3 separate regions of the Homo sapiens genome follow, and regions 1 and 3 are each linked to region 2. Evidence: read pairs that join two places in POLR2A ChIA-PET (ENCODE). Cell type or tissue: PC-9. All regions are shown on one strand.

The links. Peaks named below come from ENCODE experiments on the same cell type or tissue, not always from the same donor. Only the 100,000 strongest peaks of a DNase experiment are listed, where the experiment ranks them.
Region 1: POLR2A ChIA-PET joins it to region 2 with 8 read pairs; 3 of 35 experiments call an interaction of 5 or more read pairs at or near these places.
Region 3: POLR2A ChIA-PET joins it to region 2 with 9 read pairs; 4 of 35 experiments call an interaction of 5 or more read pairs at or near these places.

What each region holds. Positions count from the first base shown.
Region 1 is chr16:14,428,671-14,433,670 of GRCh38, reverse strand. LINC03107 (long intergenic non-protein coding RNA 3107) reads left to right here and starts at 4,950. Exons shown (of 2, transcript XR_007065002.1): 1 at 4,950-5,000. In PC-9, no CTCF peak of the experiment used is centred here; no DNase peak of the experiment used is centred here; H3K27ac peaks cover 1,061 bases.
Region 2 is chr16:14,506,358-14,511,357 of GRCh38, reverse strand. The region is part of intron 21 of PARN (poly(A)-specific ribonuclease); the gene reads left to right. Among named protein-coding and RNA genes, the nearest start is that of LINC03107, 80 kb to the right of the region's middle. In PC-9, no CTCF peak of the experiment used is centred here; a DNase peak (open chromatin) is centred at 2,097; H3K27ac peaks cover 2,021 bases.
Region 3 is chr16:14,114,817-14,119,816 of GRCh38, reverse strand. The region is part of intron 2 of MRTFB (myocardin related transcription factor B); the gene reads right to left. Among named protein-coding and RNA genes, the nearest start is that of MRTFB, 46 kb to the right of the region's middle. In PC-9, no CTCF peak of the experiment used is centred here; a DNase peak (open chromatin) is centred at 2,586.

The DNA of each region.
Region 1 (5,000 bases), 78 kb after region 2:
GCTAAGTGTTGTTACAAAGGGGTCAAATAGTTGAAAAAAATTTAGAAGTTTATTAAGTAAAGAAGTTACAGTAAGCTAAGGTCATTTTATTCTTGAAAGGAAAATTTTTTCTAAATTCAGGGTAACTGTGAGTCCTAGGCCTTCACATTCACTCTCTATCACTCACCAGAATGCCTTCCAGCCCTGCAAGCTCCATTCATGGTAAGTGCTCTACACAAGTGTATCATTTTTATTTTTATACTGTATTTTTATTGTAGTTTTTCTGTGTTTAGATACACAAATACCATTGGGTTACAGTTGCCTACAGTATTCCGTACAGTAACATGTTGTAAAGGTTTGTAGCCCAGGAGCAATAGGCTATACTCTCTAGGTTTGGGTAAGAACACTATGATGTTCATACAATGATAACATTGCAGGCTGGGCATGGTGGCTCACACCTGTAATCCCAGTGTTTTGGGAGGCCAGTGCAGGAGGACTGAGTTCAAGTCTGCAGTGAGCTATGATCACACCACTGCACTCCAGCCCGGGGACAGAGCGAGATCCTGTCTCTAAAAATAATAAAATAAAAATCCTTCTATCCACGTTTGGGAATATTAAATTTTTTTAAATCACCTAATGATGCATTTCTCAGAATGTATCCCCATCATTAAGTGACACGTGACTATTTGCTTTATTACGTATCCTTCCATTCATCAATTTATCTTTTCTTTCTTTTTTTTTTTTTTTTTTAGAGACAGTCTCACTCTGTTGCCCAGGCTGGAGTACAGTGGCGCGATCATAGCTCACTGCAGCCTCGAACTCCTGGTCTTGAGCAATCCTCCCACCTCAGCCTCCCGAAGTGCTGGGATGACAGATGTGAGCCACGGAGCCCAACCTACGTAATGTTTTTGAGATTCGTCAATGTTTTGTAGGTATCAGTAGTTCCTTTCTCTCTATTTCTGAGTATGGCTTGACCACTGCTTATTTATTCAATTAATGAACACCTAGGCTATTTCCAGTTTGGGGCCATTATGAATAAGGCTGCTGTGAACAGTCTTGTACAAGTCTTTGAGAACAAAATCTTCAATTTGGGGGAGTAAATGCCAAGGAGTGGAACTGTTGGGTCATGGGATAGGTGGTCTATTTAGAAACTGCCAGATCTTTTTCCGAAGTGATCATATAATTTATACTGCCACCAACAATGTATGAGAGTTCTAGTATCTCCCTTCCTTAGCAACATTTGGTGGTGTCAGACTTTAACTGAGCCATTTTGATGGGCGTATAGTATATCTCTTTGCAGTTTTCATTGTCCTTTATCTGATGACTCCTAATGATGTACTTGCCACAGGTATATCCTCCTTTGTGAGTTAGCTGTTCAATTATCTTGCCCATATTTCATCAGATTGTTTGTCTCTTCATTAAGTTGTAGAAGTTGGCCAGGCATGGTGGGTCATGCCTGTAATCCCAGCACTTTGGGAGGCTGAGGTGGGAGGATCACTTGAGGTCAGGAGTTCGAGACTAGCCTGGGCAACACGGTGAAACCCTGTTTCTACTAAAAATACAAAAATTAGCTGGGCATGGTGGCAGGCACCTGTGCCTGTAATCCCAGCTACTTGGGAGGCTGAGGCAGGAAAATCACTTGAACCTGGGAGGCGGAGGTTGCAGTGAGCTGAGATCACGCCACTGCACTCCAGCCTAGGTGACAGAGCAAGACTGTCTCAAAAAAAAAAAAGTCGTAGCAGTTCATTACATACTTTGGACATCAGTCCTCTGTCGGATAGTTGTTTTGCAAATATTTAGTCCCAATGTATGGCTTGCTTATTTTCTTTCTTTTTTTCTTTTTTTAGACAGAGTGTCGCACTGTCGCCCCAAGCTGGAGTGCAGTGACGCGCTCTTGGCTCACTGCAAGCTCTCCCTCCTGGGTTCATGCCATTCTCCTGCCTCAGCCTCATGAATAGCTGGGACTACAGGCACCCGCCATCACGCCTGGCTAATTTTTTGTATTTTTAGTAGAGACAGGGTTTCACTGTGTTAGCCAGGATGGTCTTGATCTCCTGACCTCGTGATCCACCCGCCTTGGCCTCCCAAAGTGCTGGGATTACAGGCTTGAGCCACCGCGCCCAGCGGGCTTGCTTATTTTCTTAACAGTATCTTTTACTGGGCAGAAGTTTTTAATTAGGATGAAGTCTGTTTTATAGACTTTTTCTATGTCCTGCCTAAGAAACCCCCAAGTTATATTCATCCGTGTTTCCTTCGAGCTTTCTAGTATTAGCATTTATGTTTAAATCTATGATCCATCTTGAATTAACTTTTTATGGATGGTACGAGACTAGAGTTGAGATTCCTTCATTCCATATGGATGTCTAGTTATTCCAGAACCATCTGTGGAGAAGACCTTTTTGTTTAATTGTTGTGGTGATTTGGTCAAAATTCTGTTTACCTAATTATAAGCATGGATCTTGAGGGGGTGTGTGTGTTTCATTTTATTTATTTTCATTGACAAATAATAATTGTACATGCTCATAGAGTACATAGTAATGTTTCTTTTTTTTTTTTTGGACAGAGTTTTGCTGTGTCACCCAGGCTGGCGTGCCGTGCCCCAATCTTAGCTCACTGCAACCTCTAGCTCCCGGGTTCAAGCAATTCTCCTGCCTCAGCCTCTTGAGTAGCTGGGATTTCAGGCATGCATCACCATGCCCAGCTATTTTTTTGTATTTTTAGTAGAGACAGGGTTTCGCCATGTTGACCGGGCTGGTCTCGAACTGCTGGGCTCAAGTGATCTGCCTGCCTCAACCTCCCAGAGTGCTGGGATTACAGGAGTGAACCACTGCCCCTAGCCAATAGTAATAGTAATTTTTTGTTTGTTTGTTTTTTGAGACAGGGTCTCGCTTTGTTGCCCAGGCTGGAGTGCAGTGGCATGATCTAAGTTCACTGCAGCCTTGACCTCCAAGGCTAAAGCAACCTTCCAACCTCAGCTTCCTGAGTAGATGGGACCACAGGCATATGCCACCACACCTGGCTAGTTTTTTGTGTTTTGTTTTTGTAGAGGTGGGGTTTCACCATTGTTGCCCAGGCTGGTCTCAAACTCCTGGGCTCAAGTGATCTGCCCGCCTCAGCCTGCCTCCAGAAGTGCTGGGATTACAGGCGTGAGCTACCACGACTGGCCTGGATCATATGATGTGCTATTTGTAGTGTTTTGAGGAGCCTCCATGCTGTTCTCCATAGCGGCTATACTAGTTTACATTCGTGAATGTGTGTTATTTATTTATTTATTTATTTATTTATTTTGAGACAGAGTTATATTGTAATTACATATGTAATGTAACGAGGTGATGGATATGCTAATTACCCTTATGTAATCATTATACATTATATGTGTGGAAACATTACATCCGTGGTTCACCCAGGCTGGAGTGTAGTGGCACAGTCTCAGCTCACTGCAGCCTCCACCTCCCGTGCTCAAGTGATCTTCCCACTTCACCCTCCCAAGTAGCTGGAGTTACAGTCACATGCCACTACACCCAGCTAATTTTTGTTTTGTTTTGTTTTTTGAGATGCAGTCTCACTCTGTTGCCTAGGCTGGAGTGCAGTGGCATGATCTCAGCTCACTGCAACCTCCACTTCCTGGGTCCAAGCAATTCTCCTGCCTCAACCTCCCAAGTAGCTGGGATTACAGGTGTCCGCCACCATGCCCAGCTAATTTTTGTACTTTTTAGTAAAGACGCGGTTTGGCTGTGTTGGCCAGGCTGGTCTCGAACTCCCGCCCTCAAGTGATCCACCCACCTTGGCCTCCCAAAGTAGTGGGATTACAGGCGTGAGCCACCGCGCCCAGCCCGAGTGTGTGTGTGGTTTTGTTTTGTTGTTTTTTGTTTGTTTGTTTTTGAGATGGAGTCTCGCTCTATCACCCAGGCTGGAGTGCAGTGGCACAATCTCAGCTCACTGCAACCTCCATCTCCCAGGTTCAAGCGATCTCCTGCCTTAGCCTCCCGAGTAGCTGGGATTACAGGCATGTGCCACCACGCCCGGCTAATTTTTGTATTTTCAGTAGAGACAGGGTTTCACCATATTGGCCAGGCTGGTCTCGAACTCCTGACCTCGTGATCCACCAGCCTTGGCCTCCCAAAGTGCTGGGATTACAGGCCTGAGCCACAGTGCCCGGCCGAGTGCGTGTGTTTTTAAAGTGTGCATCATTATTACTGAACAGCAACACCAAGAGAGTCTCACGGTTCCTGTGTGTTCCCACTTGGACTATTTTGCAACACTCCTCTTGACGTTGAAAAGAAAATGCTATGACACTTGGTTACTGCTGAGGCGAGGCCAAACCACCCTCTCCAGACCTGGGAAACCAGTGAGTATTAAAAATAGTTCAATCTTTTTCGCTACTTTTTAAAAAATCTCATGAGTTCAGCTGAAATCTTTTTCCCCCAAATGATTCATGGAGTAAATCAATGTGTCTGATTTTTGCCGAGGAGGGGAAATAGGACACCTGAAGGCCAGATCATGTTTCCCCTGGTTGTGCGCCATCCTCTCCTCCAAGTTGCCTGATCCTGCAAACAGCAGTTCCGTTTGTCTTCAGTTGCCTGCTTTTTCTAGTCATGCTGTGAACTTGAACTTGAGAAAGCTTGATGCTGACTGGGCCTGGTGAGAACGCTACATGTTCAAGTTGAGGGTCTTTTTAAATGGAAATCTTTTTAGACTGGCTCACGCCTGTAATCTCAGCACTTTGGGAGGCCGAGGCGGGCAGATCACTTAAGGTCAGGAGTTCGAGACCAGCCTGGCCAACCAACATAGCAAATCCCTGTCTCTACTAAAAACACAAAAATTAGCCAGGCGTGGTGGCGCATGCTTGTAATCCCAGCTACTTGGGAGGCTGAGGCAGGAGAATCACTTGAACCCAGGAGGCGGAGGTTGCAGTGAGCCAAGATCATACCACTGCATTCCAGCCTGGCTGACCAAAAAAAAAAAAAAAAAAGTTAAAAAAAAAAAGTTTTAGACAGATAATTCTTGTCAAAAAAGGACAA
Region 2 (5,000 bases):
TGTGAACAAACAGTGGCATTCATTTCTGAGCAGGGTGTTGAGGGTATAGCCTTGTGTTCATCGAACAAGCCAAGCTATCTCATCCTTGACCTTTAAAAGATAATGAGACCTTGGACTCATCACCCTGTGTCAACTCATGGAGGTAAACAAGCTAGTGCTTAAGGCTTTAAGCTAGCAGTGAGTTTTTAATTTTTATTTCTTACATTTTTTTAACAAGGGAAGACTAATGTATAATTTAAAGGAAATAATTTCATAGATGTGATAGTGGAAGAATAAGAACTTTTGATCTGATTTTGTGTATTCATGGGGCTCTTTAAAAGGAGAAATGATCCAGAAACTACCTTGATTGAGCAATCCTATAGTTGGGTGGCATTCAGAACTTTTGACATTGGTGAATATTTTTTCCTCTGTGGCTCAGTTTTTTTCTGAAAAGAAAAATTGCCTCAGAAACATTTTCTGCTGTTTTTATAGATGTCTTTTCTTCCTTTGCCTTGTCTTTCCCCCTCCTGGTTTAGCGTAACAGAAGAGTAAGTTTGGCTAGGTGATAAGCATTGCCTGCATGGCAAAGTCAAAACACCATGTCACATAGATGGGGGTGGCAGGACTTCTGTCCTGGGCCTCATGCTGTTGGCAGCCGAGGACTGGAGCATGGAGATCTAGGCTCAAAACACACTTCTCTGGCATGGACTTCAAAAAAGCAGAAGGGTAGATTAAGAAACTAAGTCCAGCTAAAAGTTTGGGTTTCCTTATTTGTTGTTTTAACTAAGTAATTATTTTCTTTCTCTTTGAGTCTCTGAGTTTTTTTCTTTTTTAAATCATAAAGATTAATTTTTCTTCCATACTTGTGGATTAAACAAATTTTTACAAAGTCCTATATAATTTGTGGTTCAGTGTAGGCACTTAATTATTCCTAAGTTTATAGCTTCCCCATTCTTCATTTTTTTCCCACTAGAATTCGCCAAAATGATAGAAAAATAACAGTACTGGGTACATTGGATATTTTATATGTAATGATTAAAAGAGCCACCTTGATGGCAGTTTACAGTTAGGAGAATATGTAGCTTTACTCAGTTTTTCTGCAGTTTTTGTTGACTTATTTTTTGGCAAAACTAATCACCCCATGCTTTGAAAACGACCCTGACATTTTCCTTTTCTTCACAAATGAACATATTCCCCCAGCCTTTGCTGTTCTTTCCTTTGAGGAGAGTCTCGGGCTGCAAAGATGCCTGAAATGCCCTGGCAGCAACACCCAGTAGAGGACAGGAGGAATCTTTAGGTGATCCGGGAATCCTTCTCAACGGGAACATCCTACCAGTTGTTTTTGCCATTGTTCTGTTGGGGTGTTTTTGTTTGTTTGCTCTGGGTGAGGATTTAGTCCTCTCCACCGAAAGATAATTGTTAGGAGTATGTTAGAATCAACCAGGCCCTCACATTTTTGTTTTCCAACTCTGGTGAGTTGCGAAACCCATTTCTGAGGGATCCAAAGCAATAACAAGGACACTTACCCATTATCTTCCTTTTCTACTAAAAGAAATTCAGTGCCAAAGATGTATTCCTTGAAGAATAGAAAAACATGGAAAGCTTTCCAGGGGTTGAGGATGTACTGATTATATGAAGCAAGTTTTACACTTTGCCCCAGTACTTGTTTAGTGCAGTTAATATGTAAATAAAAGTATCTTTCAAGTGCTCTTAGAAATTGGTGGATTTGACCAACTGTTAGAGTTTAATATTGGTGGGTAGACTTTGAATGTTGATGAGAATTGATCTTCATAATTTGTTATCTATCTTATGTGATGGATGGGGTTTAGGGCTTAAAATTTGCATCTTCCAAAGGTCCTTTCACATGAAAAAGGATTAGTTATTAAACTGCTTTACCATTTCAATAAAAATTTAAAATAAACTGTTAGCCAAAGAAAAAATCACTAAATAATCATGCAGTAAGTCACACTTGTTAAATAAAGCCCCATTTCTTTCCCTTCTCTTCACCTCCAGCTCAGTAGCTCCTAAGTGCGCTGTTTGTTCTTTCTGTGAGCCAGCAGGGCCAGCTTAGTGGTGATGTTGCCAAGAGATTATCTATGGGTGGGTAGGTGGTGTCTGGATGCCACATCAGGGGCTGATGAGTAAGTCTAACAAACAGCTGACACGGGGTTTATACTTTTCTTAGGCAACTTCTCAAACAAGCTGTTTACCATAAGCCAAAAACATCTTACCTACTGTAACCTTGTAGGAGAGAGATACCTTTCTCATTGCAAAGGGGCGTCTTTCTTAAGAGTCAGTCTCAGTGGGTGACGTCACCTGAGTTATTTTAATTATTTCAGAATAATTTTATTTATTTATAATTTAATTGCTTCTTTGGAAATTTTACCTTTTAAAAAATTTTTTTACCTTCTGGATTCTCAGGATAATTTTATTATTCTCAGAACCACTTACTTTGAATTATATATATATATATATTTTAAATTAAGAGACTGGGTCTTGCTGTGTTGCCCAGGCTAGTCTTGAACTCCTGGCCTCAAGTGATCCTCCCACATCAGCCTCTCAAAGTGCTGGGATTATAGGCGTTAGCCACCATGCCCCGCCCCCTGAGAATAATTTTTAAATTATCTTTTTTTTTTTTCAAGTTTCCACATACAACATTGAATAATTTTAAAATTCTATCAAATGTTGGAAATTGTCAGCCTACAATGTTGATTTGCATACATTCAGAAATTATAGGGATTTCTATATTTTTGATATATCTGTTAGCCTTAAGCCTATAGTTATTTTAAAGTTTCGTTTTTATAAATTCTCTCTGGTTATTACAGAGTGTCTCACTATGGGAATGTGAGCCTGCATTTCCCCACACTCACTTTTTAGATCCTCTAAATCAGGTCACTATAATAACAAAAATCTTATATTATGTTCTGAGTCCAGGAATGCTACACGTTTTATCTTTTATTTTTATTTATTTTTTAAAAAATTTATTTTGCTACTATTATTTTTTATGGTGTAGAGATGAGGGGGTCTCACTCTACTGCCCAGGCTGGTCTTCAATTCCTGGCCTCAAGCAATCCCCCTACCTTGGCATCTCAAAGTGCTGGGATTACAGATGTGAGGCACCATGCCCAGCCTGCCTATTTGTCTGTCTTATCTATGTATCTATCCATGTATCTATCTATCTATCTATCTGCCTGCCTGCCTGCCTGCCTATGTTATTTGTCTATTGACCTGCCACTTTAGGATAAAAAGTATTTATAAAAATAAAACAGGTACATATTTATGACAGAAAATTTGGAAAACACACAATAATGAAACATAATCACCCAGAAATAATTATGATAACATTCTGGCATATTTTCTTACAGTATCATTTTCATTATTTTATGTAGGTGTAATCATACTATAGATGGACTTGAAGATTTGCTTTTCTCATTAACAGTTGAGAAATGTTCTCAGGTTGTTTAAACTCTGTGAAATCATTTTAAATTTTAACTGACTGCATTAGATAAGCCATCAAGTTGATATGCCATAATTTATTTACTCAATAGTATTCTTATTATAGGATCTTTCATTTATTTTGTATTTTTACTACAATTTTTATTACTCTCAAACCTCTTTGGGCGTAGGAATTTCGTATGAAAGAAAGAGCTGCAAATGGGAAATTAAAAGTCTCTAGAATTTCACTTGGCCTCTTTTTTTTTTCCCCCTGTCACCCAGGCTGGAGTGCAGTGGTGCAATCTTGGCTCACTGCAATCTCTGCCTCCCAGGTTCAAGTGATTCTTGCGCCTCAGCCTCCCGAGTAGCTGGGACTACAGACACACACCACCATGCCTTTTTTGTATTTTTAATAGAGACGGTTTTGCCATGTTGGCCAGGTCGGTCTCATACTCCTGGGCCCAAGCTATGCACCCACCTTGGCCTCCCAAAATGCTGGGATTACAGGTGTGAGCCACCACGCCTGGCCTTCACTTGGCCTCTGTTGATTACATGATAGAGTCAGAGAGCTGGTTTCAACAAAGTTTCAGAATCAGAATTTCTTCTTTTTTTTTTTTGAGACCGAATTTCCCTCTTGTTGCCCATGCTGGAGTGCAGTGGCACCATCTCAGCTCACCGCAACCTCCACCTCCCAGGTTCAAGTGATTCTCCTGCCTCAGCCTCCCGAGTAGCTGGGATTACAGGCATGCACCACCACGCCCAGCTAATTTTGTATTTTTAGTAGAGATGGGGTTTCTCCATGTTGGTCAGGCTGGTCTCGAACTCCTGACCTTAGGTGATCCGCCTGCCTCGGCCTCCCAAAGTGCTGGGATTATAGGCATGAGCCACCACGCCTGGCCCAGAATTTCTTATAGATTGTCAGATCACCCTCTAAAAAAGGTTATATTAGTTACGCTTCTCCAACATTAAGTCTTTTTCAAAACCATTCTTACTGGCATTTCTTTGATTACTACTGAGAGAGAATGCATTTTCTTTCCTTTTTTGTTTGTTTTTGGAGTTAGACCTCATGCATTTTATTTTTTATTAATATTTTCTCCCACTCTTTTTCTTTTTTTAAAGGCAGTGAGATCTCACTATATTGGCCAAGCTGGACTTGAACTCCTGGGCTCAGGCAGTCCTCCTGCCTCAGCCTCTCAAGTAGCTGGAACTAAAGGCTCGTGCCACTGCATTCAGCTTCACTTTTGATTCTGAAAAATTTCAAACCTATAGACAAGTTGGCAACATTCTATCATATTTGCTCTGTCTCCCTCTCTGCAGACACACACATATATACACAAGCATAATATGTACATATGTGAACATGTATACATGTATTTGTTTTTTATTGCTAAACTACTTGAGAGTCAGAGACATAACAGTTTGCTTAGAAGTATTTTAGTGTATTTCTCTTAAGAACACAGGCTTTTTAAAAATATTGCCCTAATATATTTATCACACTCAGGAAATTTAACACTGATATGATTTTGATATGATCTAATGTCCATGCTGTAATCAAATTTCCCCAAATGTCCTAATAATGTCCCTTA
Region 3 (5,000 bases), 390 kb after region 2:
TATGCGAGGCCATTATTTTAGACTAAACTCCTACACTAAGCCCCAACAGACCAAACCAACCAAAATACAATCACTTATACTAAATATGATATAATCAAACTAAAACTTAAAAAAAAATAAGTTTAAAACAGACCAGATTTTTTCTCCTATAAGCAAAAAATTCCAACAAAAAAAGGTTCCCTCTACTCTAACCCTTACAAAAAAATTATCTGAAGTCCTTGTTCCCACCTTGCAAAGTCCACTGGTCTACTATTTCCTAGTAAAATTTAAAACCAAAGTGACATTAATGCCTAAAGTTTTGGTCAATCTCTCAAAAGTGAAATTTTGAGAGACTGATCAAAAAGGAAAAACCATTCAATTAAATTTAGTCTAAACCTGCCTCCTTATGTATTTTAAATTCAGCTTAAAGGTTTCTCTATACATAAGAAACTATAACCTAACTAAATACATAAACAAACTATAACCTACTCTTGTGCCAATCACCTAGTTTCAGCCAATCAGAGGCAGCCAACTGCCAAACTATATTCAAATAAGACCAACAATGAACTATAACCAATCCGACGGTTTCTGCACCTCACTTCCATTTTCTGTATGGCACCTTTCTTTTTCTGTCCATAAATCTTCAACCACGTGACTATACTAATCCTAGCTTCTCTAATCCTGGTCTAGTTTGGGGGCTGCCCGATTCACAAACTGTTCTTCATTCAATTAAATTCTATTATATTTAATTTGTCTAAGGTTTTTCTTTTAACAGTACAAACCCTAGAAAAGCTGTCAAACATGCACGAGACACATACCACAATGTTGAAAATAACCAAAACCTCTCATTGACAGAAGAATGGATAAACTGTAGTGTAGTCCTAAAATATCATACAACAAAACTGAAAGAATTACTGCTATACACATCTACATGGCTAAATCTCACACGAAAGGCTAAATGAAAAAAGCAAGCCACAGAAATATATACACAGTATGATACCATACTATGCAAAGTTCAAAATCTTCAAACCAAATGTAGTTTTAATAATATACAAACAATATATAGTTTATATATATATGTGTGTGTGTATATATATGTGTGTATATATATATGTAAATACTTACACTATATATATATGTATATATCAATAGTGTGTACAGGCATGCACCACCACACCAGGCTAATTTTTGTATTTTTTGTAGAGATGGGGTTTGGCCATGTTGCCCAGACCGGTCTCGAACTCTTGAGCTCAAGCAATCCGCCCAACTCAGTTTCCCCAAAGTGCTGGGATTACAGGCATTAAGCCACCACGCCAGGCCTCCCCATCTTTCCTACATGGGAGATACAAACACACACTTCGGGATGATGGTGGTTCTGCAGAAAGAAGATGGGGAGGCTTGGCACAGTGGCTTAACGCCTGTAATTCCAGCACTTTGGGAGGCCGAGGCGGGCAGATCGCTTGAGTTCAGGAGTTCAAGACCAGACTGGGCAACATGGCAAAACCCCATCTCTATAAAAAAAAGAATACAAAAACTAGCTGGGTGTGGTGGCGTGTGCCTGTAGTCCCAGCTACTCAGGAGACTGAGGCGGGAGGATGACTTGAGCCTGGGAGGTGGAGGGGGCAGTGAGTCGAGATCATGCTGCTGCACTCCAGCCTGGGTGACAGAATGAGACCCTGTCTCACAAAAAAAAAAGAAAAAGAAAAAAAAAAAAAAAGATGAGGGAATGGCATCTGGGAGAGGCACACAGGGGAGCATCAACTCTATGTGCAATGTTCTATTCTATTTTATATCATTTTTTCTTTTAATGTAAATCAAAGCTAGCAAAATGTTAAGATTTGACTAAGCTAGGTGGAGGTTATATTATTCTCTATGTTTTTCTGTATTCATGAAATACTTTAAAGCATGAAGTAACATATTTTTAAAGAAAGAGAAAAAGGGGGAAGAGGCTGAAATTTACCAAAATGGTTGTCTATATTAAACCTATGAATGGCTTTTCTTTTTTCCTTTCTAGTCTTCCTGATTTTCTAACTTTTTTTTCCCTATAAAGTCATCCCAGGTACCTCTTTCTAGTCCAGATTATTCTCCATCTCACTCCCAAAACCAACCGTGCACTTTCCTATCCCTTTGGTACAGAACTGAGCACTGCAGTTGGCACCATCTCCTCCACTGGAATCCAAGTTCTTGGAGGGACAGCCACAAGCATTCTTATTTGTCTATAAATTATATTTTAAATGCCTACAATGTGCCAGTTATTGTGCCAGGAGCTGGAGAAACATAAACAAACACAACAGACATTGTCCCTTTCTCCATTGAACTTAGTCTCAAGGAATAGAAACATTTAAGTAAAACACAGAAAAAACTATATAATTAAAACTGTGAAAAATGCTGTGAAGGAAAAGAATAGATGCTATGGGACCATGTATTAGGAAGGCCTGATCAAGACTGGATAGGAGGAGTAGGAATGTGCCAGGAAAGGAAGGGTGTAAGGGCCTTCTGGACAGAGAGGCAAAACCCACCAGTGTCTTTCTCACTGGGCTGGGAGCGCCTTGAGGGCAAGGACTGCTTGTGATTCCTATCTGTGCCCATTATTTGTACAGTGGTTTAACAAATGCTTCCTGGTTGATTCTAAGGCAGCCTCCAGCAGATCAGGAGATTCTGTGGCCTGTAACTCTAAGGCAGGAAATAATTCCTTGGGGGATGGCCCAAAGGCAAAAGGAGTAGTTATTCAAAGAGAAGAACAGAGTGTGATCCCCTTATGTATGGTACCTCAATCCCTTGAAAATCATTTGCTATATATTCTCACATGCCATGTCCCGAGAGAGCTGAGCTAGACTCTTCATCTGTCTATCCATCCCTTTCCTTGCCAAGTACCCTCCTTCCCACATTAATTTAATTCAATATGTATAAGGTGACCCATGTGTACCAAGGCAGGAATATGAAGATGCCCTTAAGCATAGCCCCTTCCTCAAAGAGTCTTCCTTCTAGACTGGTAGATCTCAACCAGGGGTGACTGTGCCTCCCCACCCCTGAGGATGTTTGACAATGTCTGGAGACATTTTTGGTTGTCACAATGGGAAGGAGGGTTACTGGCATCTAGTGGGTGGAGACCAGGGATGCTGCTAAACACCTTACAATGGTGCTTACAATGACCACCCCCGCCCCACCGCCCCCACCAACAAAGAATTACCCAGTTCAAAATGTCAATAGTGCTAAGGTAGAGAAATCTGGTAGGCATTATTTAGAACCACGTCTAGAAGCTGACTGCTAAAGCAAGGCAAATGTCAGAGGCCAAGTGTGAGATGCACAGCAGGTCAAGTGTCAGAGGCTTAGGAGGGTGTTAAACACCAGGTCATGAAATAAGCATATAAAAAAAAGTTAATAGTGCTAAGGTTGAGATGCTTGCTCCAGAGAATTAGTAACATAATTATATCACAATGCAACAGGAGCATAAGACATTGCCCAAACACAACGGTAGGGTACTTAATCTAGAACTAGGAGGGGAAAGGTTTCCTTGGAAGTGAAATCTAATCCAAGACCTGAAAAATAGATGAGTTAGAAAAGGGACGTGAGGATGGAGGCAGGATAAAGAAGCTATTTCAGACAGAAGGTACAGTCAATAGGTAAGCAGGACTATGGAACAGAAGAAATATGTTTGCAAGAAAAAAAAAATGAGGAGTGGCTATTGAAGGGCAGGAGAGGTAAAATGGGCCCAGATCATAATGAGTTTTGAATGATGGATTAAGAAATGCGTGCCCCATCTGTAGAGCAGTAAGAAGCCAATGAAAGGATTTACAAAGAACAGCAATATGAACCAAACTTGTTTTAGGCCAATTACTCTGCAGAATGGATTGCTAAGGAACAAGAGGCAAGGAGATGGAGTGGGAGGAGGCCCCTGTGATCCAGGTGACAGTCATGGCTTGTCCTAATGGTGGCCCAGAGCATGGAGGGGAGGGGAAGCACTCAAGGGAGACTCAGACAGTAGAATCATCACACCAAAATATGCACCTATTACAGTTCTCTGCAAGTAACTCCAAAGACCCAAAAGTCTAAAACCAGGAGTTTTTTCATAATTCACCTGTGGCCCAACCTGACCAGAATTATACGCAGCAAAATCAGAATCTGAGCTGATTTGAGGCTATTTGTAGTGCATTTCCTATTTAGTGTGACTATTTCAAGGCAGAAATATTAATGTTTGATTATGGGGTACTGCCTCAAACTTCACTGGGTGGTACATGTCATCCTTTTAAAATTCAAAAAAACCTGTATTTAAAATGTAGCTGGGCCGCAGAGTTTAAGAAAAGGTGTTGAGGACCTGTACAAGGTGCTGAATAAACTTTCATCAAACTACATTAATTGGGGCAAATTAGGTTACTGAATGATTATTTGTTCAAAATATTTATCTGTCACTATGCTTACTTACAGTATGAAACATCCAGATAACACATGATTATTTTTTGGAACTCTACCTTAAAAACCCAGAAATTTGGCAATGTGATCATAGCAGACTTGAAGTAGTAGGATTTGGGGAAATAACTAAAAAAATACATATTTCACAAAAATCTACTTATTTAGTTGATAATTCCTCCTCCTGACATTGCTGCTCAGAAGAAAGAGTAGGTACAATGTGTAGCAAGAACAAGATCCTCCCCTCAGTAGCATAATTCCAAGTAGTGTCAGCGTGGTGCTGAAAAGGACTTGAGGTCATCCTCCCAATAACTGTTAGCACTGGACTTTTCCCAGTAGAGGAGACCCAAACCTTTCTATACTTGTGTCAAGTGCTGCAAATACTTATATTAAGTGGTCACTAGCCATGGCTGTGGTGGCAAGGAGGAATAACCTAGGACTCACTCTCATTCATTCATCCTTTCATTCAAAAAATACCTATGAAGAGCTTTCTGTGTGCCAGGCACTATTTATTGTAGGTGCTGAAAAATACAGCGATTAACAAGACAGACAAGGTAGCCAGATAGCCCCTTGGAAGTTATGGATTTGGACAGGAAGCATATAATTACAGTAAG